Regions from separate parts of the Homo sapiens genome. Here region 1 is linked to region 2. The links are chromatin loops, found by intact Hi-C in ENCODE. Cell type or tissue: endothelial cell of umbilical vein. All regions are shown on one strand. Each heading gives the region's core, and the rest is flanking DNA. Links, peaks and the distances in the headings are about the cores only.

Region 1 (16,360 bases), core at 5,004-13,003, 150 kb before region 2:
CCTAGTGCAATACTGTAAACCTTGAATAACACCATGGGACACATATGAAGTGCACTAGTGATGCTGGAAGTACTTCCAAGAATCAGAGAAAAGTCATGACATTACAAGAAAAAGTTGAATTGCTTGATATGTCCCATAAATTGAGGTCTGCAGCTACAGTTCTACAGTTTTCTGCCATTTCAAGATAAATGAATGCAGTGCAATGACCATTGTAAAAACAAGAAAAGGAATTCTGTGAAGCTTTCACTGCAGCTATGCCAGCAGGTGTGAAGACCTTGCACTTTTTTCAAAATACCTTTTCATCTTTTATTGAAAGTGCAACTTTTATGTGGATGCAGGATTCCTATGAGAAAGGTATATATAGAATCATACATGGTTTGAGAAAAAATGAAGTTGCTATATGGCAACTTAAAGCAAAGGGATGGTGAAGGATCTAAAAACTGTAGAATTTAATAACAGGCAAGGATGGTTTAATAATTTTAGAAAGAAGTTTGGCTTAAAAATTGTCAAGATAATAGGGAAAGTAGCTTCTGCCAACTGAGAGGCAGCAGTTGAGTTCCCAGATACGATTATGAAAATCATTTATGAGAAAGGATGTTTGCTTGAACAGGTTTTTAATGCAGATAAAAGTGCCCTATTCTGAAAAAAAAAAAAAAAAGCACTACAAAGCATATTTACTAGTAAGGAAGAGAAGCAAGCACCAAGATTAAAAGCAGAAAGGGATAGGCTAACTCTGTTGTTCTACTGCTTTGTGCAAAAGCAATTGAATTTGTGATCAGGACTATCTATAAAGCTGTAACCCCCAAGCCATGAAGAAAGAAAAATAAATCAGTTGTCAGTCTTTTGTCAGTCTTTTGGCTGTATAACAAGAAGGCCTGGACATGAGAACAATTTTTCTGAATTGGGTCCATTGACAGTTTCTCCTTGAAGTCAGGCAGTACCTTACCAGTAAGGGACTGCCTTTTAAAGTTCTTTTGATATTGGACAATGGCCCTGGCCACCCAGAACTGTATAAGTTCAACAACAAAGGTGTGAAAGTGGTCTACTTGCCCCTAAACACAAAATCTCTAATTAACCTCTGGATCAGGATCATAAGGACCCTTAAGGCTTCTTACATATGGTACTATATGGAAAGGATTGTCAATGCTATGGAAGAGAACCCTAAAAAAGAGAACATCATGAAAGCCTGGAAAGAGTACACCATTGAAGATGCCACCATTGTTGTAGAAAATGCTATGAAAGCCATCAAGCCCAAAATAAGAAATTCCTGCTAGAGAAAACCATGTCCATATGCTGTGCATGGCTTCATAGAATTGGCAATAGAGCCAATAAAGGAAATCATGAAAAAGATTGTGGATGTGGCAAAAAAGGTGGGGGGTGAGTGGTTTCAAGGTATAGATCTTGGAAAACTCAAGAGCTAATAGACACCAGAGGAATTAGCAGAAGACAACTTGGTGGAGATGAGTACTTCAGACTTAGTACCAAAACATGAGGGAAAAGATGTAGAAGAAGCAGTGCCAGGAAATAAATTGACAACAGACAATCTGGCAGAAGGGTTTCAGTTATTTAAGATTGCTTTTGATTTCTTTTACAACCTAGACCCTTCTATGATGTGGGCACTGAAACTAAAGCAAATGATGGGAGAAGGATTGGTGCCATATAGAAATATTTTTTAGAGAAATGAAAAAGCAAAAAAGTCAGACATAAATTACACTGTATTTCCATAAAAGTTATCCTGAGTGTGTCTGCCTGTCCTGCTTCCCCTCCCACCTCCTCCCCCTCTTCCACTTCTGCTCCTCTGAGACAGCAAGACCAACCCCTTCTTATCCTCTTCTTCCTCAGCCTGCTCAAGGTGAAGATTGTGAGGATGAAGATCTTTATGATGATCCACTTCCACTTAATGAATAGTAAATATATTTTCTCTTCCTTATAATGTTCTTAATAAAATGTTCTTTTCTCTAACTCACTTTGTTATAAGAATATGACACACAATGCATATAACATACAAAATATGTATTAATCAACAACTTGTTATTGGTAAGGCTTTCGGTCAACCGTAGGGTATTAGTAATTATGTTTTAGAGAAGTCAAAAGTTATACACAAATTTTCAACTATGCAGGAAGTCAGTGTCCCTAACCACTCAGTTGTCCAAGGGTCAACTATACATAGGATGTTTTTTTAAATCTGATAACAAAGACAGCTACAAAGTGACTAAGGGGTAGGTAGTGTGTACAGTGGGATATGCTGGACAAAGGAATGATTTACTCCACAAGTGGGATGGAGCAGGATGTCATGAGAGTTCATTAAGCTATTCAGAATGGCATGAGATTTAAAACTTATAAATTGTTTATTTCTGGAAATTTACATTTAATATTTTCAGACCATAGTTGACCACAGGTAACTGAAACTGCTAAAGTGCACCTGTGGATAAGGGAGGATTACTGTACAGTATCAACTTTACTAGACATTGACTAGTGCAGTACTGTCCAATATGGCAGCCACTTCCTACATGTGGTTACTGAGCCCTTAAAATGTGGCTGGACTGAATTGAGATTTACTGTAAGTATAAAATACATACTTCAAAGATTTCAAAGACTTAGTATGAAATAAAGAATGTAAAATATTTAATAAGTTTTTAGATAAATTACTTGTTGAAATGATAAGGGTATACTGGGTTAAATAAAATATATTATTAAAATTAACTTTACCTGTTTATATTTACTTTAAAAAACAAGGCTACTGGAAAGTACAGCATGCATTTGTGGCTCTTGTTATATTTATATTGGGCAGTGCTGGTCTAAGTGTTCTCCAAAGAAGTTAACCCAATTTAGTCTCTTACCAGTGATGTATAGGAACTCCCCCATATTCTTGTTAACACGTTGTATTATTACATTTTTATTTTTGCTATAGTATCTGTTAACCGTATCTTTCTGTGGTATGATTTCGCATTTAGTTCATTTCTTATGAGGTTGAGAATCATACATGTTTACTGTCTGTTTTGGTTTCTTCCTTTGTGGATGTCTCTTGACCTTTTTTTATTGAGTTATTTGTTATTTTCTCAAATTTTCTTGATTTGTAGGAGTTCTTTGTATTCTTTCAGTCTATGTCTTAAAAACTATTTTTCCAAAGGTACCTTTTGATATATTAAACATTTTAATTTAATATATTCATTTACTGAGTTTCAGAACGTGAGCTTTTCAGTAAATCGTATTTTGAAATATTTAAAAAGGAATAGGAGTTTTTTATTCATTTTGACAACTGCTTTATCCGCAGAGCCTAGAACAGGGCCTGTTGCAAATAGGCACTCAATAAATATTAGTTGAGTAAAGTACATTACCTTTCAATAGCTCTCTGGCGTCCATATTATGCCTTTGTTATCAACTTTCTTCCTCAGGATCTAGAATCTCTGTCCTGTTTAGCTTAATGTAGCCTGCTTTTATTCCCTTTGAAGCTCATTGGTTTCATATATTTCACTCTACTGACAATCTATACTTTTACAAGGCTTCTCAAGGTCTGTTGCCTGCAACAGTGCTTCCAGAGAGTGTAAAAATTGTTATGTTAAAAATAGGTTGTCATAGACAAATAGGGTTTGGGAACTAAGCTGGACAATCTTTGGTATTACAAACCTTCTGGAGCCTTTGATATGCTAACACGATTGTGACTGTCTGAATATCTGAGAGTGGGATGCATACCGATTATAGCGTTTCCCAAACCTAGTTTACCATGGACATTTTGTTTTCAGAAGTTATTTTGCATCTCCTATTTCAAGGCATATTTTTTTAAAAGCCATGGATGAACCTATTGGAAAACTGAACTAAAAACTCCAAGACTGTGATTATACACAAAGCAAAATGTAGAATTTGTAAATAATTTAGCATAATAAACTTTACGAGTTCACACATATTTAACCCAAATAGCTGAATTATTTTCTTAACATTTTTAAGTCATTCTCCATTACAACGTTTGCGTGGACATGCAACCCACATCAGCGGCTTACTTTAAATTAATATAATTAATAAAACATATTAAAAGTTAGCCTTTTTAAAGTAGAGGACATTTTTGGAGTAAATACTTTCTTTTCTTTTTTTTGAGACGGAGTCTCACTCTGTCACCCAAGCTGGAGTGCAGTGGCGCGATCTCGGCTCACTGCAAGCTCCACCTCCCGGGTTCATGCCATTCTCCTGCCTCAGCCTCCCGAGTAGCTGGGACTACAGGCGCCCGCCACCACGCCCAGCTAATTTTTTGTATTTTTAGTAGAGATGGGGTTTCACCGTGTTAGCCAGGATGGTCTTGATCTCCTGACCTTGTGATCCACCCGCCTCGGCCTCCTAAAGTTTTGGGATTACAGGCTTGAGCCACCGTGCCCGGCTGGAGTAAATACTTTCTAATATGAATGACGTTTCTGTACCCTTCAAAATATCTCTGTTTCAATGACTTGAAATAGAAAAATATATTCCTAGTTGATATGGTTTGGCTGTGTCCCCCCACAATCTCATCTTGCATTGTAGTTCCCATAATCCTGACATGTTGTGGGAGGGACCTGGTGGGAGGTAACTGAAAAGAGGAGAAGTTACCCCCATGCTGCTGTTCTTGTGATAGTGAGTGAGTTCTCACAAGATATGATGGTTTTATAAGCTTTTCCCCCTTTTGCTCTGAACTTATTCCTGCCATCATGTGAAGAAGGAGGATGTGTCTGCTTCCCTTTCCACCATGATTGTAAGTTTCTTGAGGCCTCCCCAGCCATGTGGGACTGTGACTCAATTAAACTTCTTTTCTTTATAAACTACCCAGTTTTGGGCAGTCCTTTATAGCAGTGTGAGAATGAACTAATGCACTAGTCCTCCATGTTTGGACTTTTCGCTTCTCTTTTCTTCTAAAGTGAGCTTTTGTATTGAGAAAACATGTTCTCCTTTCACATTATAGATATCAGCTTTGGGAGTATTGGGACCTGGTGTGGAATGGAGAAAAGAATACATTGTATCCAGTAAGAAGAAAGCATTATGTTTATAAAATTCCCTTTCATTTGTTCTATGGTCTGAATATCTGTGTCCTCTCAAAATTCATATGTTAAAATCCTAACCCCCAAAGTGATGGTATTAAGAGGTGGGGACTTTTGGGAGATTAGGCCATGGGAGTGGAGCCCTCAAGAATGGCACTAGTATCCTTATAAAAGAGGCCCAAGAGAGCTTGTTTGCCCTTCCCCCATGTGAGGATGCAGTGAATAGACAGACACCTTCTCTGAAGCAGAGAGTAGTCCCCACCGGACCCCAGTCTGCCAGTGCCTTGATCTTAGACTTCTCAGCCTCCAGAACTAAAAGAAATAAATTTCTGTAGTTTATAAGCCACTCAATTTTTGGTGTTTTTTCTTAGTCTCAACAGACTAAGAAAATTGGTTTTTGCTTTTAGGCTTGTAAGTCATTCCATTTAGAGGGAGTTAAAGATGACATGATAAAAATGCTGATTCGCAGGAAGACATAACCACATTGGCAAAACTAATTTGGAAGGCAAGTTGACATTTATGAAAATTAAAAATGGACATTTTTTTGTCCACCAGTTTCATTTCTTTGTATCAACGCTGGAGAAAAAAGAAATCACTGATATATATTAGGGTGCATATTCAGAAATACTCATTGAAATATCATTTGTAAATGAAAGACAGAAAAATTATAGACTATCTAAATGTTCCTAGGAAATACTTTTAAAAACTTGATATAGATACGGATAGACGAAATAATACATAGCAGTTAAAAAAGAATTACAACTATAATAATATGGTAAGATCTCCAAGGTATATTTTGAGTGGAAAAAGCAAGTTGTAGAACAAGGCATCCAAAATAATACCATTTTGTTTTAAAAACACAAACGTTACATATTTTTATAGACATATATGGTCTGAATACAGAAAAAAAATGTAATTTAAAAAATAGTAGTTATATCTGGTGAAGGTACTTGATTTGGAAAACATGGCCAAGGGAGATGAGAAAAATAATTTCTCTTTGTATTGTTTGTGTAATTACACATTAATTAAAAAAACCCTCAAATTATTTATTTAAATTTACCTTTAACCTTTTACACATACTCAAATTTTTAAAAAAGAACTCCTGGTACCTGTGTTTGCTAGCTTAAAAAAAACAAATAAAAAGGCATAGCTGATCATTTTTTCTTCCCAATGGTGTATGCACACTCATGTTACTTTAAGGACCATTTCCTGAAGATAAGGAACAGAAATGAGGGAGAAAATGGAAGAGAATAGCCTTTCTTTTGGTGAGACAGCAAGAGCACAGTTTGACGATTCTCCACTTGACAATTTTTCCCCAGGACAGGACATGTAGAAACATATTTGCCAACAACAAAGCCAGTGCTGGCTTTTAGACACAGAGAAATCAAAGCGGCCCTGAGTGAAATTCCTTTGAAGACTACCTGTGTTGTCTATGGCCGACACTCTTCCTCTGGAAAAGAATCAGCAGATATATATGTGGTGTCTGCATCCCCAAGCTGGGCACACGATTAAAAGCATGCCAAAGCGAAGGCACTAGACGCATGCCAAGATCTGAATATCTTGGGCTATAAAAACAGGTAGAGAGGCCTGCTCAGTTGAAACCTGCAATTGGGCATTAGGGAGCAGAGATGCATTATAGGGGAATTTATGAACCTATTTGAACATCATAAGTTTGAAATTTCCAGACCAAATTGAGGCTTGTACGGTTCCATTTATCACACTTTCCATTTCAGGCTGGCTGAGATGGAAGGAGTTTAAGTGACAGCTGGCTTACCCTTACCCCCAGGCCACCAGATGAAATTGTGGAGCAGAGCCTGCCTGGCACGTAGAAAGATGAGGAGAAGGGGACAAGCTGCAGGGGGGTGCAGAATGCGTGAGCTCGTCCTGGTGGCACTGAGCAGGTAGAGTGCTCCGACAAGAGGGGACAAAGGAGGCGGGGGAGGAGTCTGATGGAAAGACCTGAGAATGAGAATGAGAAGAAGACTTGCAATCGAGACCTCTTGCCAAGAGAAGAATGAAAGGGGATAGAGTGGGAGGGCAGGGAGAAAAAAAAAATTAGTCCAGCTGCTCAAGGAGAGCAGGTTGAAATAGAGGGGATGTTGATTTAGAACAGTCATCACTCAGAAAAGCCAGAACAACAAAAGAAACACAGGAAGGTACTGCCTAGAGGAAGATAGTCTCCGTAGCGTTTTTTTTTTTTTTTTATTACTGCGTTTAAAACGGGAAAGAACTGTAAAGGTTGGTGGAATGATTTCAGCCCGTCTAAGCGTGTGTCTACCTGCCTGGCTGTGGCCGGGAGGTTTGTTTGGCTGCCTATCAGCTCTTATTTCCTTAGAAGGTTGGAGAATTAGCTTCCTCATTCCCATCAAATGTGTGAAAACCATTCCTTGATGTAGGTGAAGCTTTCTGTGGTTTACTGCGAAGGAAAAAGCGACAAAGAGTGAGAAAGTTCTACTTTAGCAATTTATAATTTCACCACCACCCCCCCGCCCCCACTGACTTCTGTTTTATTTCAGACGTTATTTTCTCTCTTCCTTTTGAGTTTCTGTTAAACACACTAGATATCTTTGGTGTGTTGTTGTTATTGTTTTCAAGATCCCCTCTCCCCGAAAAGCTACCTTTGGAGTGAAAGGATCATGGACTCCTAGAAATTCACAACTGGCTTGGTTTAATCCAAGGCACTTTTTTACTTGTTTTTTTTTTTTTTTTTTTTTTTTTTCCTGAGGGAGTCTCTTGAGACACATCACTAGTACCAGTTTGTTTTGGAATCACATTTAGGAGAATTTTTTTTAAAACCATGAATAAGTCTGTGTTTTTTGTGGAAACAAAGAGCAGATTTTGCAAGCGAAGGAGGTCATTTACCCCCACAATGAAAGTATTTTGCATGTAAACAATATGACTGCTTTACCTGAGAAAATTAGTGATGGATTATTGATAGAGTGGATTCTGTCTATATCCATGCTCACTCTTTACTTGTGGTTAAAAAAAATTGCCCTTGAAATAAAGTGTAGTGCTTTCTCCTCACAGACTCACAGAGATATCAGTCATTTTGTGAAATAAAAGTTGATAGTTTGATAAGCAATTAACTTGTGCTTCTTTCAGATAGAGCCAAATGTTTCGTTAGATTTTTAGATAACGACATTTCAATGCTTTCATTCAAATGCACGTGTAGTGTATTTGAAATGGTCCCATTTGAGGCTATTGCTCAGACTACAAAGGAAGAACATCTCTCTCTCTCCAGCAAAGCCCAACAATGAGTTTGTGTCACATAAGCTTTTGCCCTAAAACTACATGCCACAGCCAACAATGATCAATGTCTCCCAGGACTGCTCAATTTGAAGGGATATCTGTTGGTTCAGGTGGTCACATGGAGCTATTAAGATGTTTTTGAGTGCATCAGAGAGAAGTGGGATGGCATGTTACCAGGAAAGTGGAAAGGGAAACTAATTCAAGGGTGTTGTTGATTTGAAAATAACTGAACAATCTGAGTCACACTATAGACTCGTGGCTAACCCCATTGTTCTCTGAAATTAGAGGGAGAGACAATAAAATGAGATGCTCCTTTGGAATTGAGTGTGCTGAACCAGCACTTTCCTTGGCTCCGTCCCAGGAGCATAAAATCTGTGCTCTGAAAATGAAAAAGGGAATATTGTGATTGAACTGGATGCCATAAGATACCCCGATGGCTTACACTTCACTTGGGATTGACTGGAAAATGTGTGTTGGAAATCTCTTTCACAATTACAAAATTTCACTTCCAATGCAAAAATATCTTGCAGGCTAAATGAGAAGTAACACCACTCCAGAGAAAAGCGTTGGCCGTCTCCCAGATTAATATGGGGTTATGGTCCATGATAGGGTTAGATGAGGTAAAAATTTCCCACTTCTCTTCCAGATAGACCGGAAATTGTTGTGCCTGAAATAGATTTGGGCTAAGTAACCAATTAAAATAATTTGGATCAAGAAATGTGACATGGAATGTGATGTAGATATTTCCAGTTCTTATTCAGGAAACCTTATTGCAAAAAGGTTGAAAGATAATTGAGAAAATAATTTAAATGGTGGCAAGAGTTATTTGTGTGAAGATAAAATCCAGAGTCCTTTTCATTGAGATGGAGAAGCTGCCAAATAGCTCTTGGTGATAATTCTATGCACAAAATTTTCATAGTGGGCTTCAGTACCTTGCCAGATGAAAGCTTTTGCTCAGTTTAAAGTTGGAAAAGAGATTTGAGTCTCCACCAAGGATAATGTGTTAAGCTTGGTAATTAAAGACTGTTTTTTATAAATAATGCCAAAAGCACATTGGGAACATTGGGCTCATATATTACTGTACTTTAAAGAAATCAAGAACCTAATAACATTCTAGATAAAATGACATACACACCCACATCCACACCCCCCATACACATACATACACACACACCCTGATTCATATCAGGATATAAGGGAAATTATACAATTTTTCTAATCCAGTTATCAAATGATATTAAGGGGCAGTCTATCTACTGTGTCTTTGAATAATGAGAGCTTTAAAAATGTAATAAAAACTTTCGAGTTACACAGTCCAGTGCTACTCAAAGTGTGGTCTGTGACCTCCTGCTAGTTCATGACCTGTTTACCAGCACACAACAAGACGCACATAGAAATTGAGACCGAGCATTTCACAACTTGTATAGCAATAAAACGAGGACTGCAGAGTGTCATGATTTTTAAATGAGCTCATGTTTTCTATTTCTTATTTGAGTTTTCTACAGTTTCATATTTATTGTATTTTACAAATACATTGGTCTGCAGTATTAAAAAAAATTCTCCTACTTCACAGACAATTTGAGAAACACTGAAATTAACTCTACTTTTAAGAATCTAAGTGCTACTCTTTGAATTTATATTATCTTTGTGTTTTAAGATGGTGCATGATTTAACCTCAGTTTAGTCAGGAAAACCAGGCACATAAATTGAATATGGCTGCTGAACCAATCTCATGCCAGTCTCTTGCTCTTGTACTCTATTGAAACCCCATGGTCCTTTCTTTCTGTCAGACACAAAAAGATCCTCCCAGAATTTGAGGCTTTGCATGTGCTCTTCCCTTCACCTGGAATGCTTTTCCTTCTTCTCCTCCAAAGGTTTGATTTTGTCTTTTTTACATCTCAGCTTAAATGCCACCTCTGTGGGCTGACTTTCCTGACTCAAATTGAAAAATAACTCCCCTCCAAATTCTTACATTATTCTCTCCCTGTCGCTACTGTGACTACTATGAATAGTTTAATTACTTATTGTCTATTTCTCTATACTAGATTGTTAACAAGAGAAGGAAACTTGCCTATTTTTTCACTGCTGTGTACTCAAAGTCTAGAGCAATGTATGACACATTGACATATTAGTTCATTGAAGGACTAATAAAATATCTGAATCCCTATTTTCCCCTAATAGAGTGTAAGCCCCTCAAGGATAAGTTTTGTTTTATTCATTTACGTATCCCTAGCACTTTAGCACAATGCCTGACTCAGAGAAACTACATGAAAAAATGCCTTTTGAAGAAATAAATGAATAAATTACCTCCTGAGAACATCCACCTGGGTGTCCCATAGGCAATTGGACTTGTATATTTGGGTCTAAGCTCATCATACATTGCTGTAGTCTTCAATTAGCATCACCATTCACTTAGGCTCCCAAGCAAGGAACAAGCATCATACTCGATTCTGTCCTTATCTTCCCTTCTTATTCTCAAATTCACCTCAGGAAAATGAAACTGATTTAAAATTGATTATATCTCTTACCTTTGCTTATATTCCTCACTTTTGCATTAAACCTTTATTTTGATGTAGGCATATATGTGTTTTTTTTTTTCTTTATGACCTATACTTTTTGAGTATTATTTGGAAAAGCCTATGCATTTGTTGTGGTGAACACTGGGGTAGTTGGCCTAGTTGCCTCAATCTTTCTTACCAGTTCTACATCCTACCTCCCAGCTCCTGTGTGTTTTCTTTACAAAGGCTTTGAAGAACAAAATAAAGATCTGTAAGTAAAAGCTTCCTGTGTTCTGTGTTGCACAGGCAACTCATAAAAGCCCATGCAAGCATGAGAAAAAGGGTCACCTTCCATTAGTAATGCAGATAGAGTTGCAGGAGAGAGTAAAAAGGACCACAGGACACAATTTGTCTTGTGTCTAATGGGGAAACTGAAGCTAAAGGAAAAGACCCAATAATATGGTAGGGAGATAAAGAAAAGCTAATGAACACATACACACACACACACACACACACACACACACACACACACACCTTTCTCCAAAGCATTTTGACTTTGCATCCAGAGCTGTATCTCACGTAAGAATTAGCATCTAAAGTCAGTGTATATGGTGCACGTTTATGTATCATAAAACATGAAATGACACTCATTGTGGGGAGATGATGATCTTATATAAAGCACACAGTAACCCACACCTGCAAATGAAGCAACAGATTGGTGTTTCTCATCTTATTCACACAATCCAAGGGTACAAGGCTCTTCATGGACCAGCTAGAAGGACTTTTCCTGAGATGGTGATTAAGACAACCATGAAGGAAACAGAAGTTTTACAGTTTTCAGTGGTTGCAAGGTCTACAGTAGCCTCTTAATTAAAAGAACCCATTTAATTAATTTTTTAATTAAGAAATTTTAGCAATGGAAAAAACGCACACATACAGGAAATGGATAATTTTAACATTTGGTGGCCTTTTATTAAATATTCTCAAAAATATAAACTCCGGAGATGCCAAATTTTGCAACATGATTTCCCCAGTCTGTTACTGTACAGAAGTAAGCTGCTGAGTGGAAAGAAAAGCAAAAGTTTCTGTGCTCAGAAGAAAAATGGCTTTTATTTATCTGGCCTCCCATGCTTTTCCACTCATTGCTATTTTAGAAAGATTACCCTAGTGAAAGGTTTACTCGTGGTGTAATCTTAGACCAGACTTATTAATAGATACCCTTTTTAAAAAAACGGATAAAAATAAACAACATAAAAATAAAAATACAATGGAATTAGGCTAATGTATATTTGTCTTTATCAGAAATTAATGCCTTCTGTACTACAGATTAAAATTTCGTTAGCTATGTTTCTGTATTGAAACCCAATGGTTATTTTTTCTAACAGAGGATAAAAATGCACAACTCTTCATGGACAGGAAACCAAATAAAAAGCTCCATGATTGGAAAAAAAAGCAGGATTCTGCATTCACTTTTAGTCAAACCCAGAAGTAAGAAAAGATGAAGGCTCTAGGTATCAAATATAAAGAGGCTGGTTGCTGACTTTAGAGGCTCAGGTTGTTCATTGCTGTGTGTCAACTCAGGCCAGAAATTTGATGTGTCTGAGCCTTGTCTATAGAACGGAGATGCTATGCTGCAGAGCTGTTGTACGGGTTTAAAGCTGTGGTACGTGCAAAGTGCATGGTAGTGTCTGGCACGGTATACATTTAGTACAGGTTAGTTACTGTTAGCAGTATAACTTGGGAAAGTGCTTTCCTTCTCAGGTATTTGTCTCCCCATCATTAAAATAAGAAGACTGAATAAGATCTATGTCACCTGAAGAGTAGGATGCAAACCACTGGTGTTAAAAACAAGACAATGTAAAGCATTACATGGAAACAGTACTCGATAAACTTGAATCTCTACATAAAAATACGTTCCCATTGCAAATCTCATCCCTATCTTCTTCTTAAATCAAAGAGAACATCTTTGTTTAGTGCTAGAATGGCTTAACAACTCATTATTTAAGAAAGCAAGCCTTAATCCTTTAATAGGCAATAATAAGAATTTGATATCTTGCCTTATTTTTTATTATATTTATTTTTAAAGTTTGTCATTATGACAATGGACATCAGATTTATATTTACAATAATACTATAAAATTTTCTTTCTGAAGCTATATTTCAGTAAAAATAATGAGCTGATTTAAAGTAAAACAGTATGGGCAGTGTATGTAGCAAAGATCTTGACCTTGACTTGCTAAAGACTAAAGTTTGGCAAATGCTGGACTTGATCTAACATTCTATGTTTCTATGGGGAAGAACTGGTTCTCTCTAGTCACTGTCTCAGCAAGATTACTTTTAGAGTAAAGTGTATTCTGATGCCTTTCTTTACTTACTGTCCTGAGCTTGGTTGAAAGTAGAGTGGAGATGTTGCTTTGTTGCAATCTGGTATCTGGAGAGCAACTCAGAGATAGAGGAAAAGGAGACAAATCTATTATAGTTCTTAAAAAAAAAAACAAAGCAAATCACCATGCAGATGTACATACTTGCAGAGATAAATACAATCAGCTCACTTGACTGTACCACTCCATGTATTATCAATGTAAAGTAGATAAGATGGCCTCATTCTTTCTATTTATTATTTATTTGTTTTTATTGTGGCAAAATATGCATAAAATAAAATTATCATTTTAACCATTTTAAAGTACAAAATTCAGTGGCATCAAATACATCCACAGTGTTGTGCAACCATCACTGCCATGCATCTCCTCATCTTAAACAGAAAGTCTGTACCTATTAAAGAGTAACACCCCATTGCTCACTTCCCCACCTCCTTGTAACCCTTGTTCTACTATGACTTTACCTATTCCAAGTACCTTATAAAAGTGGCATCATATGTTTGTCTTTTGTGTCTGGTTTATTTCACTTAGCATATTGTTCCTAAATTTCATCTATGTTTGTAGCCTGTATCAGAATTTCATTCATTTTCATGGTCAAGTAATATTCCATGATAAACATATTCTACATTTTGTTTATCCATTCCTCTGTTGATTGACATTTGGGTTGCTTCTACCAAGCCTGCGTGGTTGCTGTGGCAGAGAGAAAAGTCTTAAGATGCACACAGCATCACCACCAGGACTTCAGGGAATGGGGAAATTCATAACCTAATGAGAAAGTGGGGTGCTGCTATAGGGAACAAAGGAAGAAATGCTAGGCAGACTAACTGAATAAATAAATATCATTACTTAATTTTACCATATTATGTCTGTAAGGGTTTACTTTGACACCAAATACGGGATTACTAAAACAAATAACTCTATTTTAAAAAATCGTTTGTTTAAAAAGTGGGAATTTTGTATCTTCCTCTCAACTCATAATGACCAACTTTACCATATCTGTATTATGTACCTTTAGATACATGATCTAAGGTGGATGAATTTGAATCTTTCTGTTAACATTTGGGATAAGATGGAGAGGGAACTGAGCATCTAGGCTAGCCTCTTGGATGGAGAATGTATTCTCAGGGGCTAGCTGTGTGCACATGTGGTGGGGTGGGGAGGGGAGTCTTCCTACCTGCATATGCACAGAGAAGTTGAGAAAGTTGATGTTCAAAGAAAAATTTCAAGTAGAAGAGAAGAGAAAAGCAAAGACAAGAGAAAAAGAGAATGCTGGCTGGGCCCTTGTTGAGATGTTTGTGGAGTTGCAAGAAAAAACAGGATTTCAGCACTAGAAGAAGCATCTCATGTTAAAAGTGGAGCAAAGATTTTGGGCTCAGCTAACCTGAGTTCATGGTCTGAGTACATGAGTATTCAGTTCCTTATTCTGGTCCCTTCCAGAGACTCAGCTTTTCCCACTCTTGAAATTTGTGAAGACATCTGGGTTCTTAAAACAATCCCCGTTATTGATTAAACAAGTTTGGTTGCAGTGGGTTTCTTTTTCTTGTAATCAAATAATCTGAATTAAACTAATTTATTTCAGATTCTTAGATCTAAAACATTCTGAGAATAAAAATGCTAGAGGTACCATATATATCCAAATACAAGTCAACTCCTAACACCAAGTATCTATTGGCATAATATGAGGGTGTGTGCTTTAATTACCATCTCATTCATTGTAAAGTAATTGGGAGTTCACCATAATACAAGGCATTTAAAAGGCTTCCTTCTAATTTTGAGGAATGATTTTAAGAAAAAAAAATCTTGCCTTCTGCCTTCTAGTCAGACATATACAGTTGCCGACTAACAAGAGGGTGTTCATATTAGTCCTCATAAGCTGACCACGTCACAACTTATCACAGAAACAGAACATGCAGAAAGTAATAACACATTTTACTACTCAGTAAACTGCACGCAGAATCTCTGATGCAGCTGCGTGTGATCTTCCTGGCCAAAGCTTGGGGCTGGTAGAAACACTCAATATAATAATGAAAGAGAAAAGCTCTCCTTAAGGTAATAGAGCCCCATGGGGCAAAATTATTATCAACTTACCCATATAGCTATAGCAAAAGGTAGATACTGGGAGAAAAAAATCAAGTTTAAAATGAAACCACGAGCTTACAGAGAGCTTTTTTATTCATGTGACATGATTTTGTGATAAATTACTTTAATGCTTTCAAAACCTTGATAAATGGATTGATAGATAACAAATTTTGTCTTGTGGCTTATTTACTCCCTAGAATTAAATTACGAAGTGGGAAGGGCATTAACTCTTCTAGACCACTAGAAAACCACTTAGGGCACTGGACTGGAGAAAGTACTAGAAATAATGACTCAAGAGAGGATTTCTCCAGCCTCTTGGTGTAACTGGGAACTTTATCAGAAGACAAAAATCACAAAAACAAGGGATTAGGAAACAGACATCCAAGTAAACACCAGGTAACACTTCCATTTATGAAGAGTGATGTTGAAATTATTAGATCATTATGTATGCACAATAACTCTGAAAATGCTGTATAGACCAGTGGATCTCAGTGTGTGGTCCTCAGACCAACAGCATCAGAATTACTAGAGAACTTGTTAGAAATGCAAATTCTCAAGCTACACCAAGACCTACTGAATATGTAATTCTGGAGGTAAGGCTCAAAAGACGGTTTTAACAAGCCCTCCTGGTGATTCCGATATGCACCACAATTTCTGATTCACTTGTGCCGGAGTGAGGAGAAGAGGAAGAGCTTTGCTGTTAGACAGATGCGGGTCCAAATCAGCCTGTTCTCTTACTGGCTGTGTTATTTTTGCCATTTACTTAATCTTTGAGGGCCTGAATTTCCTCATCTGCAATGTAAAAAAGGATTCTTACCTCACACTAACATAAAGATTAAATTTATATTATTTGTGAACAGACTTTTCAAAGTGCCTGATTTTATCATGTACGTGGTAGTACCATGCTAGTAGCCCCATTTTGTAGAGGAAGTATGTGGTGAAGCCAGGCCATGAACCCAGGTTAGGCGAGCCCAAAATCTATACTCCACTTTTAACATGAATTGCTTCTTTTAGTGCTGAAATACTGTTTTTTTCTTGCAACTCCACAAACATTATCTTAATGGATTTATTTATTCTCTTCAATTACATGAGAAATACCTGCCTAATGCAGAAAAAGAAAGAAAAAAAATTCCTGAAAAACTCATCACAATTTTAT
Region 2 (16,360 bases), core at 5,069-13,068:
ATTATAAGGATGCAATGGCAGAGTTAAGTAGTTTGTACAGGGACCTTAAGTCTAATAAAATCTCAAATATTTACTGTCTATCCCTCTACAGACAAAGTTTGCTGACCTGTGCCTAGATTACTATGACTAAGTGTGACGGAGCTTCCCAAAGCATGTAGTCTGGTGATCACATGTTTATCAATATATATTAAATTTATTTTGCTACACTCAGAACACATTCAGGGCTCTAAGAACACACACTTTTTGGGTAAAAAGAAATAGCCTACAAATTCAAGATCAAGGAAATGGTTTTTATGCATTTAATATACTCTTGAAATCTTCATGGGTTTTCAGTTAATCCATTAAATGTAACAGTATGTTCATAACTTAATTTGTATATTTTAGCCATTTACATTAATGCAAGTAATTGGCAGGTACCACATTAACACACAAAGATGGTTAATGCCACACATAGAAAAAAGCATATTCAGTTCTTTATTATTTATTCTAAATAATATAATGCACAAATCATAGAATTGAAGGGCCTGAAAAGACGTGTAAAGGTGGAGTCATTCATTCCTCGGTGTCAGGGCAGCACTTCAGATCAATTATCCTACAAAAATTGTTGTATTTGATTCATTAAAACCACCAGATACTGGTATTCCACTGAATCTTATGGTAATATGCACCAGGGTCTCACAATTCTTTTACAGGGGCATTTTCCCTAAATGTAGCCCTGATTTTTCCTGCTGCTAGGCCCTTTCATCCTGTTCTCAAAGGTTCAACCTGGTCCACCCGAGTGTGTGCATTGCATAAAGTCACTGAAATGCACTGGTTCTTTCCCTTCCTCCATGTGAAGGAGATCTACGGCCAAGCGGTCACCTGGGCCTTGAAGATCACGCCCCTAAGCCTGGGCCACATCTGAGCAGTGAGAAGGTTAAAGCTCTTTTTGGTAGACCGTGCTCAAGAGGTGAGGCAGTAAGGCTTCTGGGACAAAATAAAATATTTTCCTCTGCCTTGCATGCATGGGCCATTGCTGTTTTTCTAACTATAAAGCAAGAAGGTTGTCATTGTTACAGTATTATTAAATATATAAACAATGTCGCCTTCTACATTGGAAGACAGTCATCTCAGAATGTTCTGTGACCTTTGTTTTAATAATTGAAATGCATTTTCTTAATCCTATATCCTTGATAGGGAGAAAAACTCCAGTATGTCATGACAGTAAAATGTTTAAAATGTTGAAAAAAAAATTAACCACTTCAGGATGAAAGAGGGTCGTTTAACAGCTCTATCAAATAATAATTCTGCTTTTCTGAAAACACTTTCTGAGAGCATCAGCCTACCTAAAAGTATAGTCAAATGTATTTCAATGAAAATGTAGTTAACAGCAAAATAATGTATGTGAAGATATGTTTAATATTGAATTTCTCTACCTTCCCAGGAAAAAAAAAGCATAGATTTATTATTCAAGAGTTCTCTTCATTTGAACAATGACTTAAAATACAGGGCTTGGGGACTTACCTCCCATTCCTCGTTAAGCCCTTTCTCCATGCTTCTGTGATTACACAGGCTGTATCACATCCTCCTCACAGATGGACTGTTTCTGTGGCTTAGTTGCCATCGGTCAACAGACTTGGTGACAAGGGGGCTACCCAAAGAATTTACAGTTAAAGATGTACCTCTATGTATAGGCAGAAGAGGAAGTAAAGGTTTCTAGGTAGCAAGAGAGCTGTTGAAGAGAAGAACCAGTGGCATAATTTGATAAGAATGGTTTTTACAAACCCAAGATATATCCATTCACCTCTATCAAGGGACTTTAAAAATAGACAGTGGTGAAAGAAGCAAACCATTTGAGACATATTGACTGACATTAAAAACATCAGCAAAAATTGGAATGTTCCTTGGTAACTATGTCATATAAGGTAAATAACATTTTATCAGTATCTATTTGCAGATATAAGATTGCTACTACATTTCTAGAAATGTACATGAGAGTTAAAACAAATATTTCTCTGATAATTTTAAGCCATACTTGACTCCTGTTTAAAAACTGTAGTATTTGTAGGTCTAGCCAGTTGATAGCTCATACAAATGATAATGTTTAAGTCACTGATCTAATGTGTAGTTATTACCCAAAATGGGTCAGATAGTTTTTATACCTGAGCCATATGCTTTATTTACTGTCACAAGTAGCTTTGCAGAAATAGATTAAAATAGCTCCATTTTAATCCAGATAGAATTTTGAAATTTATGTATTCTCTTTAAAATTTTTTTCCAATTTTAAAATACCACCACCATTTGTGCCATTTTTTTTTAAAAAGTGTCTAGGATGACTTCTTAGGTTGGATGAATTCAAATTTCAAATTTGATTAATCAAATATGTTATATGCTTATATGCGAAAGGCTACTGATTTCTAATTTAGTTAGAAATCACATCCTCACCAAAACACCGTGAGAGGCACCTTTAATCATGCTAATTTCAGGCAGGTTCATAATGTCCTGGAGATTTGTATATTTCAAGTTGAATTAATCATCATCTCCCTCCTTCCCCAGCTCCTACCATGTGGTCCCCTCCCCCCATGTCCTTTCTATTCTGTTAATGACACCACCGTCCTCCCAGCCACCCAGGCTCAAAACCTCAGAGTCACTGTTGTGGCATATCTTTTCCTGCAAAATATGTAACAAAATGACAAGCACCCTAATGCTACTTTTGTAATATTTCTTACATCCATTCTTCCTCTTTACCTCACTAATTCATGGACATTTCCTCTTGCTCAGACCAGAGATTGATAGACCTTTATCTGCAGTTCTGAAGCCCAGAAAGATCTGGTAATCCAGTTTTTGTGTTTTAAAAATTGTTTGTGACATGAGCTGACAGGAGGATTTTATAGACACCATTGATAATATGTAGTTTGAATTTATCTGGAGAAATATAGAGGCATTTGACCATAGGGAGCTTCTCCAGAACCCTGTGTTATTCAATATCTGATATATACCTTGTAGCACCTTTCTAAACTTTGGAAAATTCTGAATCCAGAATATATCTGGGCTCAAAAGTTTCAAATGAGGAAATGTGAATATTTGTTATTATAACCTCCTGAAAGAAATTCCACTTACTATTTCTATTTTCATTAATCAATTCTAGACATTTCTATCAAATGAACATTTCTGAATAAATCTACTCAAAACTAGTCTTCAGCAGGTACTTCTACCTCCACATTCTGGCATTTAGGTCCTTTAAATCTGGTCTAGCTTTTTCTACTTGCAGCATACGGATCTAAAAGACATTTGATTTGCATACAGACTAGCTTTGAGAAACAAAGTGTCCAAAATTAAGAGTCACGTCCAAGTTACTTGTATACCCATTGGTTAGTTATTGAGTGCATGGGCACTCAATAATCATTTGTTGGATAAATAAAATAATGATGAATAAATAAAAGAATAAATAAAACTGGCTGAGAAAAGAACAAATAAATGAAAGGATAAAGAGCAAGCATTGATTTGACCAATGATGAAGAGTAATTTAAACTGACAGAAATTTTAGTTCACACTTCTATGTTGAACACTGGTTAGGCTTTGTTAAGAGTCAACTTTGTACTCAAGAGGGACATTGAAATTTTGAAAAGATCTAGAGAAGAGACAACTAAATGATTAAGGGATATTATTAGAAAAATCTAAATAAAAGGCTTTTTTGAGTGAAAGGAAAGAAATGCTGTATGATAGCTGTATGGTAGTCAGCTGTGGTGGTCTTGAAGTATTAATACCAATTGCCTCAGTAACCAGCAATTGAAAGGGAACCGGGCCAGAGGTCACATAAGGCTTGTAATTTGGCACTACCACCAAAAATGTGAAGGGACATTCAGGGTCCACGGTGGGTTTCCTCTCCCAACACTGAAGTAAGTTGGTTTAAACACAATAAGGGGGGATTTACTTTATACTAAACAAAGTAAATACACATGCACTGCAATTGAGGTATTTCTGTGATACCTATTGATAGTTTAAATTATGTTACACTATATTTAGGAAATAAATCAAGAAGAACATCATGAAATGGGTTGAAGAAATGGAAATAACTGTTACATTTGTATTTGATTTTCACTTGGACTACTAAAAGAAAAATATAGATCCCTATCTTCTCAGAATAGTTTAGAATCATTCCAGCTGGGGAGCGGGCAAAGAAATTCAAGAGCATTTTGCATAGCTTCTTCGTGATGTAGAATTCTGAAGAACTATAATCAAAGAGCATTAGAAGAAATAATAATAATAATAATAAAGCAAGCTACTGGTGATGGAAATAGAAGTAGCAGAGGGGTTTGTGATCCTTTTGACAATTCATAAGGAAAGCTTCATCTGTCATAACCTTAAGCACAGTAGAATATCTACGAATACTCCAATAACAGTGGCTTATATTTGAATCACCTAGTCAGCAGCTCTGGTAGTATCAATATGACATATATGAATGGACCTACTCAACCTGCATTCCAATCATTCACTTCACTTATAACCCAGGACTTTAATGACTGCCAAGCTTCAACATTCTCTTGCATGCACTCATCTCAGACATGCGCTTCTGACAGCTTCTTCAAACAAAAGGAATATGACTAAACTCCCAAAGCAGGACGAAGGGAGTTCTATGCTGAAAAGCAAGCCAAATTTACAATTTAAAAATAAATTCTGGCAATGTTCAATGAATTATATATTGTATACTATGAGAATTACATTATTATTGCCATAATAATATATGGCAGTTATTAGAATTACAGCAATAACACATGCAACTGTTAATGGACTTATAATGTAGCATGCCATTGGGAAATAAAAACTAACTATATTTTTTTCATTATCAAACAAATGTTGCTATAATCTATATAGTAATTTGAAACTGGGTAGTTAGAAGTAGAAGTTTATACCCACATTTGCTATGCATATATGCCCCTCTGTCACATAATTTCCCACTAAAGTTAAAGAAGAAGAAAATATCACACATGGACTGTTTGTATACACCGAACTGTTTTGATTATTTTGACTGACTAAACCCACAAAGTCAAGTTATTCAGTTAAAAAAAGTGGAACTCAACCAAAAAAAGTCAGAGAGGTCAAAACAATAATCAAGTCAGTCAAAAATCCAGTTACAAGGTTTTATTTTTCTCTAATGAGATTGATTTGACTGGTCAAGTCAGTCAACAGAGTCAAACCAGTTTCACAGATGTAGCCACATAACTCATTTGATATTTGTACAAGCCCTCTGAGAAGAGTGGGGCAAATTCCCCCCCCTATTTTTTTCGTTCCATTTTTAAGCCAAGAGCAGTGGCTTGTGCCTATAGTCCCAGCTAACTGGGAGGCTGAGGTAGGAGGATTGCTTGAGCCCAGGAGTTAAAGGCTGCAGTGAGCTATACTACTGCACTTCAACCTGGGTGACAGAGTGAGACCCTATCTTTTTAAAAAAACAATGAAAAATAAAAAGTTTTAGAGACAAGTGGTTAGAATGTGTTATCTATAACTGTGTAACAGACCATCTCAAAACATAGTGACTTAAAACAACAATGGTTTATTATTTCTCACAATTCTGTGGGTTGAATGGGTTCATATGGGCAGTACTTTTGCTCTATTTGGTAGGGACTGAGGTCACTCATGGACTTGCACTCAACTGGGAGCCCGGGAATGGAATATACAAGGTGACCTCTCATCCTCAATGTTTCTCTCCTGTGACACTCATTATTCAATAATCTAGCCTGAGTTTCTTTGCCTTACAAGTGGAAGCATTCCAAATGGACAAGCCCTAATGTGCGAGCATTTGTCAAATCTCTGCTGTATCACACTTGCTAATGTCCCATTGCCCAACAGGAGCCCAGAGACAAGGTGGGAGGGGACTACACAAGAGGGTGCATAACAAATGTGGTTCATCGGGAGTAACCAGCATGACATCCGACCATAACATGGGATGTCATATAGCTGTTATATCACAGAACAAGATTAGAACTTAGGCCTCCTTAATGTGGTTTTCTTCCCATCAGACCAAGCTGACTCTCCAATGTCACATTTATTCTTCCTTTAGTAACATTAAGATGGCTCATTATTTTAACACTGGTCAAAGTGTAGGCCATAGTAGAGGACAGTTACTACTGCATATTGCTCTTTAAAATACCAGTTAAATTTACTGCCCAGGTTTAAATTCTGGTCATTTTTACCTAAGAAGGAAATCTGAGTCAATCATCTTTGTTAGTTTTGAAAAACCTTTATTTTCAACAATATGAAACCTTACAAAGACCCAAGACTGATTTTGCTATCATCTTACATTATAGGTGCAACATTTGGAGGAAGAACTATGTTTCTTATGTTTCTACATTAAGTAGTTGAGGAAACTGTGACTCAGAAATGCTGAATTCCTTCTCAGGAGCTCATGGTGCATGATAAAGCCTGGCTTCTTACTTCAGAAGATTCTTGCTCTGGAGGAACTCATGGTCTTAGGAACATATTTGCATACAGCCTTCTACAGCAGCTTAACTTAGATCTTCTCCACCTCGTGATTGTTTATAGCACACATTGATGATGTTCTATATTTTGGCATTTGAGGAATTTCATTTTTCACAATTTAGCACAAAGGATACCCCAAATCAGCACTTCTCTAGCTTCCTGAACTCAGAATCCCTTTATGTTCCTAAAAATTATTAAGAACCCCAAAGAATTTCTGTTATATGAATTATACTAATCAATACGTACCATGCTAGAAATTAAAGCTGAGAGGTTTTTTTTTTAAATCACAAGAACGCAAAGCATACATTCCATTAGCTGTCAGAATGATGACATCAACACACGTCATATTACCATTGTACTCCACTGTACTCTCAGGAGGCAGTAAGAGTGAAAAATGCAAATCAAATCTTTTTATTATTGTGAATATAACTTTGACCTAGCAAACCCTAGAAAAGGCCTCAGAGACACTCAAAGCTGCTAGACCACATTTTAAGAGGTGTCTTCTAAACAATTTTCCCCCTGAAAAATAATACATAATGCTGGATGAAAATTTTAAAGATCTGTTTTGAATTCACGGCTAAGCTGATAAGAAATTAAGCGCTACTTTTAGAGAAAGAAACTGGAGTGAAAGCACAAACCCAGAGAGGTAAGGCAAAGTAAGGGAGGCTTGGGGACGGCTGTTCATTCTTTGCATGTGACCAACAGATTTTACTTTATCAGATGTGTAGAGAAGAGGGGTCAAGAGATTAGAGCTGGCACACAGAGGTTAATTTGATAGAAGACGACTTCACTAGGCTCTTAGCATTAGGCCGAGACCTCAAAGGATAATACTGTAACTCAGTGAAAGGGTGAATGAGGGAGAAAGCCTGGCTCATAGAAAAAGATATGAGAAAATTTCTTTCAATATTGGTTTTGAATGGAAGGGGGAAAAAATTCCTCTATAGGCTCATAACCACAGGCTTGGCCTTATGAATTTTAGCCTATTCTCCCAAGCTGGGGGCGCTTCCAGGCACCTGATAAATACAAATGCAAATCCTACCTGGGGGAATGTACCTGTAACTCAGACTTCAAAGAATTCCCACACTTAAGTGTTATTAAAAATAAGCTCATGATTTTAAAAGAAATCATGAAATAAATAAGGAAACAAATTGCTGAGTCAAATGGATGAAGACCAGAACTTTAAAGAGTATGGATAAGAATGTTTAACATGATTATAAAAATAAGAGATGGTTTGAAAATATGTCTAAGGAATAGGCAGATTTGAAAGGAATAAAACAGAATTTTCAAATAAAATAATCAAATAGATCTTTCAGAAATTGTAATACTTGAAGTTAAATAGTATAAGAGAATATGGATTTGTTGGAATTCTCACATACTGAGAGGACTGCAAATTGGTAAAACCACTTTGGAAAACTGTTTGGCAGCATTCACTAAAGCTGAAAAACATGTACCCTATGACAAAGCAAATTCTTTAGGTATAAACCCAATAAAAATGCTCAACATATGCTCACCAAAATAAATGTGCAAGAAACTTTATAGCAGCACTATTTATAATGGTTATAAATGTGTGTTCATTTTATGAAAATTCATCTAGTTATAAATTTAAGATTTCTGCATTTTACCAATCATGCCTTTCACCATGGTGGGTTCACCATGGAAACCCACCTCTTGCATCAGCATGACTGGGATGTGAGACATGGAGTCGAAGGAGATCATTTTGGAGCTTTAAGATTTGACTGTCCTGCTGGATTTCAGACTTACATGGGGCCTGTAGCCCCTTTGTTTTGGCCAATATCTCCCATTTGGAATGGCTGCATTTACCCAATGGCTGTACCCCTATTTTATCTAGGAAGTAAATAACTTGCTTTTGATTTTACAGGCTCATAGGTGGAACAGATTCATCTTGTCTCAAATGAGACATTGGACTGTGAATTTTTGAGTTAATGCTGAAATGAGTTAAGACTTTGGGGGACTGTTGGGAAGGCATGATTGGTTTTGAAATGTCTGTTTGATATGGTTTGGCTCTGTGTCCCCACCCAAATCTCATCTTGTGGCTCCCATAATTCCCATGTATTGTGGGAGGGACCCAATGGGAGATACCTGAATCATGGGGACGGGTCTTTCCTGTGCTGTTCTTGTGGTAGTGAATAAGTCTCACAAGATCTGATGGTTTTAAAAAGGGGATTTTCCCTGCACAAACGGTGCTCTTCTCTTGCCTGCCACCATGTGAGACATGCCTTTCACCTTCCGCCATGATTGTGAGGCCTCCCCAGCCACATGGAACCATAGTCTGATAAATTTCTTTCTTTTGTAAATTGCCCAGTCTTGGGTATGTCTTTATTAGCAGTGTGAAAATGGACTAATGCAGTAAATTGGTACTGGTAGAGTAGAGCGTTGCTAAAAAGACACCCAAAAATGTGGAAGTGACTTTGTAACTGTGTAACAGGCAGAGGTTGGAACAGTTTGAGGGGCTCAGAAGGAGACAGGAAAAAGTGGGAAAGTTTGGAACTTCCTAGAGACTTGTTGAATGGCTTTGACAAAAATGCTGATAGTGATATGAACAATAAGGTCCAGGCTGAGGAGGTCTCAGATGGAGATGAGGAACTTGTTGGGAACTGAAGCAAAGATAACTCTTGTTATGTTTTAGCAAAGAGACTGGTGGCATTTTGCCCCTGCCGTAGAGATTTGTGGAACTTTGAACTTGCAAGAGATAATTTAGGGCGTCTGGTAGAAGAAATTTCTAAGCAGCAAAGCATTCAATAGGTGACTTGGGTGTTTTAAAAGCTATTCAGTTTTAAAAGGGAAGCAGAGCATAAAAGTTTGGAAAATTTGCAGCCTGTCAATGCAAAAGAAAAGAAAATCCCATTTTCTGAGGAAAAATTCAAGCTGGCTGCAGAAATTTGCATAAGTAACAAGTTGAGGAATGTTAATCACCAAGACAATGGGGAAGATGTCTCCAGGGCATGTCAGAGACCTTTGCAGCAGCCCCCATCACAGGTCTGGAGGCCTAGGAGGATAAAGTGGTTTCATGGGTCGGGCCCAGGTTCCCCGGGATGTGTACAGCCTAGGGACTTGGTGCCCTGCATCCCAGCCACTCCAGCTGTGGTTGAAAGGGACCAACATAGAGCTCGGGACATGGCTTCACAGGGTGCAAGCCTCAAGTCTTGGCAGCTTTTACATGGTGTTGAGCCTGAGAGTGCACAGAAGTCAAGAATTGAAGTTTGAGAATCTCCACCTAGATTTCATAAGATGTATGGAAACATCTGGGTGCCCAGGCAGAAATTTTCTGTAGGGCTGGGGTCCTCATGGAGAACCTGTTCTAGGGCAGCGCAGAAGGGAAACGTGAGGTTGGAGCCCTGCACAAAGATCCTACTGGGGCGCCACCTAGTGGAGCTGTGGGAAGAGGGCCACCGTCCTCCAGATACCAGAATAGTAGATCCACCAAGAGCTTGCACCATGCACCTGGAAAAGCTGCTGACACTCAACGCCAGCTCATGAAGGCAGCTGGGAGGGAGGCTCTAGCCTGCAAAGCCACAGGGGCAGAGCTGCACAAGACCATGGGAACCCACTTCTTGCATCAGCATGACCGGGATGCAAGACATGAAGTCAAAGGAGATCATTTTGGAGCTTTAAGATTTGACTGCCCTGCTGGATTTCAGACTTGCGTGGGGCCTATAACCCCTTCGTTTTGGCCAATTTCTCCAATTTGGAATGGCTATATTTACCCAATGCCTGTATCCTCATTGTATCTAGGAAGTAATAACTTGCTTTTGATTTTACAGGCTCATAGGTGGAAGGGATTTGCCTTGTCTCAGATGACACATTGGACTGTGGACTTTTGAGTTAATGCTGAAATGAACTAAGACTTTGGGAAGGCATGATTTGTTTTAAAATGTGAAGATATGAGATTTGGGAGGGCCAGGGGTGGAATTATATGATTTGGCTCTGTGTCCCCACCTAAATACCATCTTGTAGCTCCCATAATTCCCACGTGTTGTGGGAGGGACCCGGTAGGAGATAATTGAATCATGGGGGTAGGTCTTTCCTGTGCTGTTCTCATGAATAAGTCTCAAAAGATCTGATGGTTTTAAAAAGGGAATTTTCCCTGCACAAGCTCTCTTCTCTTGTCTGCAGCCATGTCAGACATGCCTTTCAACTTCCACTATGATTGTGAGGCCTCCCCAGCCACGTGGAACTGTAATTCCAATAAACGTCTTTCTTTTGTAAATTGCCCAGTCTCAGGTATGTCTTTATTAGCAGGGTGAAAATGGACTAACACAATGTTGTACTTCAATAAAAAAGTCTACACACACACACACACACACACAAACACACACAGCTCACATACAAAAAATCCTTAACATCCAATGAAAAGATCAGCTGTGATAAATCAGAGCAAATACCACTTTTAAATAGTCTTATTTTACAAAATAGAAAAAAAACAGTCAACAAATGAGTTCAAGAATGGATCCAGGAATAGATGCCATTAAAAAGAAAATTAATTAACAAGAAATTAGAAAAGCGTGATCCAAAGAGACCAAGAAATGCAAGGTATGGAAAAAGAAGTTAACAGACATGGAGGACTAAGACCTAAATTATGTTTATTTTGAATCCCAGAAGGAGTTAATACACAGCATGATAAACAATATTTGAAGTTAATAATGAATAATTTTCCAGAACGAATGCGACACTTGAATCCTTAGGATCTGGAAGAAACTAGTTTGCAAGCTTGATACATACAAGAAAATAAGACCAAAACACATTATGGAAAAACTGGAGAACAGCAAGGATAAAGGGGAAATCCTAAAAGCAGCAAGAAGTGATAGGGCAGATTTCATACAAAACACAATACAAAACAAAACATTTAGTTGGGCAGCAACAAGGGAAGCCAGAACACCACAGAATGATGTGCTGAAATTTGCAGAGAGAAAGCAATGATCAATCTAAATATAGTCTAAGTTGGAAGAGAGTTAGATAGAATTAAACTTATGAATACAGGCTGTTGTCTATAAAGATATGTTACGAAGATACTGTTCTTTTCATTGTGTTCTTCAGCTGTTTGTGAGATTTAAATATGTCATTAATAAAATTATTTTGCTAATGAAACATGCCTACAATGGGTAAAATAGATGTAATCATAATCAGTCTAGTCCAAAATCTGATTCACTTCTCTAGGTGCTAGCATTAGGTCAAGTGTGTAGTAGATGCTCAGGAAATGTATAAACAGATGAATGGATAAATGAATGGATGTATGGTGGGTGACTGAATGAATAGACAGATAGATAAATGGATAGATAAATACATAGATACATACATTTTGCAGACAATTTTTGCCACCTCTGACCTTGATACTGAGTACCTTATAGCAGAGTCTGATACAATACAGCATCAAAATGCCAATATTTTTAGTTTTCAGCTCTTGGATCTGATCAGTGTTTCTTAGACTAAAGGGAACAGAGGGAAACAGCTTTATGTATCCATATTGCAGAATATTTGTCTGTAGGAACACTGTTTGGGCACCACTGGTAAGTTACCCAGTGAAATCCCCTGATGAAAGATCTCTGCCAGGGTGGAGGTCAGGGTCTTTCTCCTTTTCTGAGTGAAATGTGACATCAAATCTTGGGCCAGTGGTGAATATCTTTGCCCAAGGCCCAGAACTTATTTATCTTCTCTGGACACTGACAAAAAAACAAAACAAAACAAAACAAAACAAAACAAAAAACTGCATTGCACACTCTAAAGACTGTGTCCCCGTTTCCTGAGAGAAATGATTTCCTCTCTAGGATTTGACTAAAAATCATGGGCAATTGAAAGCCTGATTTATCCCTGTGGACTATTAGTCACCCTATAAAAGTTAATTTAAAACAAATTAATCCATAAATCTCGACATTGTCTGCAAATACTTACCACCATAAAAAAAACCTAATTTAAACCCTTTTCCCTCTACTCTAAATTAGGGTTGCACTGCATTTTAGAAAATGTCTTCCCGACTCAGAATAAATTACCAGTTATTTCCTTTCTTATTGATGTCGGTAGAAGTTCTAAGGGTGATATTAGGTGCAGTATCACAATCTCTTAGTGTTCAAAGAGAAGGAGAAAGAACATGCAATATTTTGTATAAGCTTTAATACATAAACTTTATGCATTGGAGAAGTTTAATTTTAAATGCAGCTCCACAGGCTATTCTTCCTGAACGTCACTTAATATAGTTTCTTAGTTAATGCTGTAGTCAAACTTAGAATATGAGAGAAAATGAAATCAGAGTGGTAGTTCTTTGACGGAGACAGAATTTTTACTTTTATCACAATCATCAATATTAGAGTCTCAAACGAGAACATAAAGGAGTGGCCTTCACTTGACAATCAAAAGGCTAAAAAGGACAACTTGAACCATTAGGTGGTTTAGATTTCTGTTGAAAATTCAAAATGCAAATTCTATTTACTCTAGGATCACTGCTAAAAATCATTTGAGGAGCATGGTAAATGACCAGAATAAAAGTGATTTCTTCCCTCTTTTCTAGGTAGAAGAGGCAATAACAAGAAACACAGTCATTCAAAACACCAATTTGTAGTTCTCCCATCTCGAAGAGCAGCCTGTTCCAAAGGGGGCGTTATCACCTCTGGCAGTTGGAAACTTTTAGAAATTCAGTTTTTGCATATAAAAATCCTGTTGCTTACTCGATCCTGTATATTTAAAAATAACGGTTATATTCTAAGTCAGAGAGGGACTCAGGTGTTGATTAAATCAATTAAGTCCAAATGCCTCCCCCCAAATCAGTCATCGACAGCCAATAAGATAAGCAAGAGAGAATTTAGTACATGGAGACATTTCATGGAAAGGTGTTCTGTGGCTGTCATTTCATAAGCTAAAAAAAGGCACTTATGGAGCTGCTAATTATCAAGCTCCCCCACACCACTATACTGATGTTAAATGGCACTGTTCCATTAGCTGTAATTATTCCATTTGTAATAAATAAGCATTAACCATTTTCAAATGTACACTCGCAAATCATTTTTAAAGGATGAGCTTCATGCATTTAAAACCATATATTTCAAAAACAGCCCAGGCGACAAATCTGCATGAAGGCCTAAATTCAAATTAGAAGAGCATTTAAAAAATTAAAATGAAATATATTCAGTAACAGAAATTATTACAGCCTGCAAAACCTTAAAGAGAGAAAAGGAGAGAGAGAGAAAGGGAACTACCAAAACCAAATAAAGAAGAAAAATATTTAGATGTTCAGTTGGCTGAATGTATTAATTCTTCAAAAGACCCCGGCTTTTTTTGGAGAATTCAGCACCTGGAATTTAGGTAGTTATTTGTATGAAAATAGATTCCAATGGTTGAAGACGAGATGCAGTCACATCACAACCCAAATGTCTTTGACCTTTATTCTGGAGAAGTGGGAAGTAAGTAACCCATTGTAAATGCAGAGATACAGACGTGGGTGTGAGTGAGTGACATAAGAATTTTGGAAGGAGAGAAGTAGCTAGAAGTAGGGATAGTCTTAGAGCTCTTCCACAACCGCTTCCAGGAGATTCCTTTAAGGATTTATTGCATTCACCAATCCTTAGAAATTTATTCACCTTGTTTAAACTCAGAATAAAATGATTAATTAACAATACTATAAAAAGTCCTGGACGCATACAGACATGATTTGTGCACCTTTCCTATGCATGCTATACTTCAATGAACTTTCAAAGTAATGCAAAAATTAAATTAACAAATTATTAGGTTACTGTAAAAATATTCGTAGGTCTATATGTGGGTAAGACAAAGGGCTGATGTGAATGTAAAGGATGAACCCCAAGAATAATTTTTCAAAGCAAATAAAAAAGTCCTTACTTTATTAGTGAATCTGGAGGGACAAAGTTTTGTTTCCTACCAAAATTATGGAAAGGGGATGCCTACACATTAGTCCACGGGTTCTCAATTTGTTTCAGACACGGACTCTCTGAAAGTCTTTGTACTTTCAATATTGTAATACAGCAGAAACGATTCCTACATCTCACCTAATTTTATGAACATCAAGTAATTTGATTAGCAGGAATCATGACTTATTATATATACCTAATGTAAAATCCCAACCACAGGAAATAAAAACTTGTTAACAACAACAAACAAAATTAATCTATTGGCTTTTGTGAAAGAGTGATTACTAAGCACTGTGTTTGGGTTGAAACAGCCTGGATCTGTGCTGTCTAATACAGCAGCCACTAATGTGGCTATTTAACTTTAAATTAATTATAATTCAACAAAATTAAAAATTCAGCTCCGCAGTTGCACTAGCCACATTCAAATGCATTTCATCACTTTCTGGAGGTACTTTCTAACAGTCAGCAAGGATAAAGCTAGACTCAGACAATTGATAGTTTTCTACCCAACCAAAGAAGCTGGTGAGTTGCTTTTATTGCTTAGGTGTTCTGCAACAAATAGACTCTTCAAATTTTGTGGTCAATACATGCTCTGAAGTTGAAAATTATATCCCTGAGCAATTAAATAAAGCCTCAAGTCTGAAGTTGAATGTCTTAGAGACATACTTGTGCACATTTTCTATAAACATTGGAAGAACTGTGATTTTTTCTGATGACAAGAAACAGAAACTGTACAGATTTAAACTCAACAGTTTTTCTGCCCTGTTCGCCTCATGCTGTCTGTTCATTGTGCTCCTGGGCTCACCTAAACATAAATGTATTTTCTAGACTTCTCTTTCTTATCTTTGCTCATAAGGGTAACAGCCAGTACACTGGATTTTCAAATACCTAGGACAACAAGATCATTTTATTCCACCTATTCTCATCAAATACCATGGTCAAGTCAAAGTTTTGTGGCTTGAAATTTTATTCCTCACTATGAAAATCATTTTTTTCTTTGTTTACTTAGAGCACCTGTAACATTTAGTGTGGCTGAGATAGTACTAAAATCTTGGCTGATAGTTGAATAGGAAGTTTAAACTTTTGTTTATAATTTTATGTTATAAAATTATACCTCAAACATGTTTTCTTCCAAAATTTTTTTTTTTTTTTTTTTTTTGAGAAGGAGTCTCACTCTCTTGCCCAGGCTGGAGTGCAGTGGCACGATCTCGGCTCATTGCAAGCTCCACCTCCTGGGTTCACGCCATTCTCCTGCCTCAGCCTCCCAAGTAGCTGGGACACAGGCGCCTGTACCACGCCCGGCTAATTATTTTGTATTTTTAGTGGAGATGGGGTTTCACCATGTTAGCCAGGATGGTCTCAATCTCCTGACCTTGTGATCTGCCTCTTCCATAATTTTTAAAGCAAAATAACTGAACCCATAACTGATGTAGAGAATTGGCATAGAGTATATTCTTGCAATAGATGAACACTACATGCCAAGGAATGCACAGTGACTTTGCTGTGAAGTCTATTCTGCACTCAGAGGACCTTGTGGAAAAGGTCACCCAGTATACCTTGTGTCGTGGTTGCTGCCAGGTGTGGTAGGATCCAGTTGCCCTTCTGTGGACCAAATTGTGCTGGTGCCATGTGATTATCTGATTTGTCTCAGAAAGCCTTCTTCTTACCCCAAGGCCTTTATTAGAAGATTCTACCTCTGATTATACACTTACCCAAAGTAAAATGTTTGTGTTCTGAATGATGTTCTGAATATTTAGCCAACGGATTTATTTAGAAAGCTTTATTTCCCTACATATAAAAAAAAGAAACCTGGTTATGTCAATTGCTGTAGTTCTCTCTCTAACACTTTCTTAAAATGTGATCTTACCTACTTCCAATCAATTAAATCAGAATCCACAGGGATCGAGTCCAGGTAAAAGCATTTTGGAAAAGCTCCTCAGACAATTCTAATACACATTCATAGATAAGAACCAGGTCCAATCTGAGCAGGATTCATTTCACTCCTCAGTGCAGGGGTGCACATCCTGGTC

The links. A loop is a pair of places that touch in the nucleus more often than their neighbours do. Peaks named below come from ENCODE experiments on the same cell type or tissue, not always from the same donor. Only the 100,000 strongest peaks of a DNase experiment are listed, where the experiment ranks them.
Region 1: it touches region 2 in a loop (2.3-fold over the local background); 4 of 110 quality-filtered maps call a loop at or near these places.

What each region holds. Positions count from the first base shown.
Region 1 is chr3:70,694,428-70,710,787 of GRCh38, reverse strand. No RefSeq gene overlaps it. Among named protein-coding and RNA genes, the nearest start is that of MDFIC2, 390 kb to the right of the region's middle. In endothelial cell of umbilical vein, for the core only: no CTCF peak of the experiment used is centred there; DNase peaks (open chromatin) are centred at 7,107 and 8,427.
Region 2 is chr3:70,544,410-70,560,769 of GRCh38, reverse strand. No RefSeq gene overlaps it. Among named protein-coding and RNA genes, the nearest start is that of MDFIC2, 240 kb to the right of the region's middle. In endothelial cell of umbilical vein, for the core only: a CTCF peak has its summit at 9,856 (motif pointing left); a DNase peak (open chromatin) is centred at 9,829.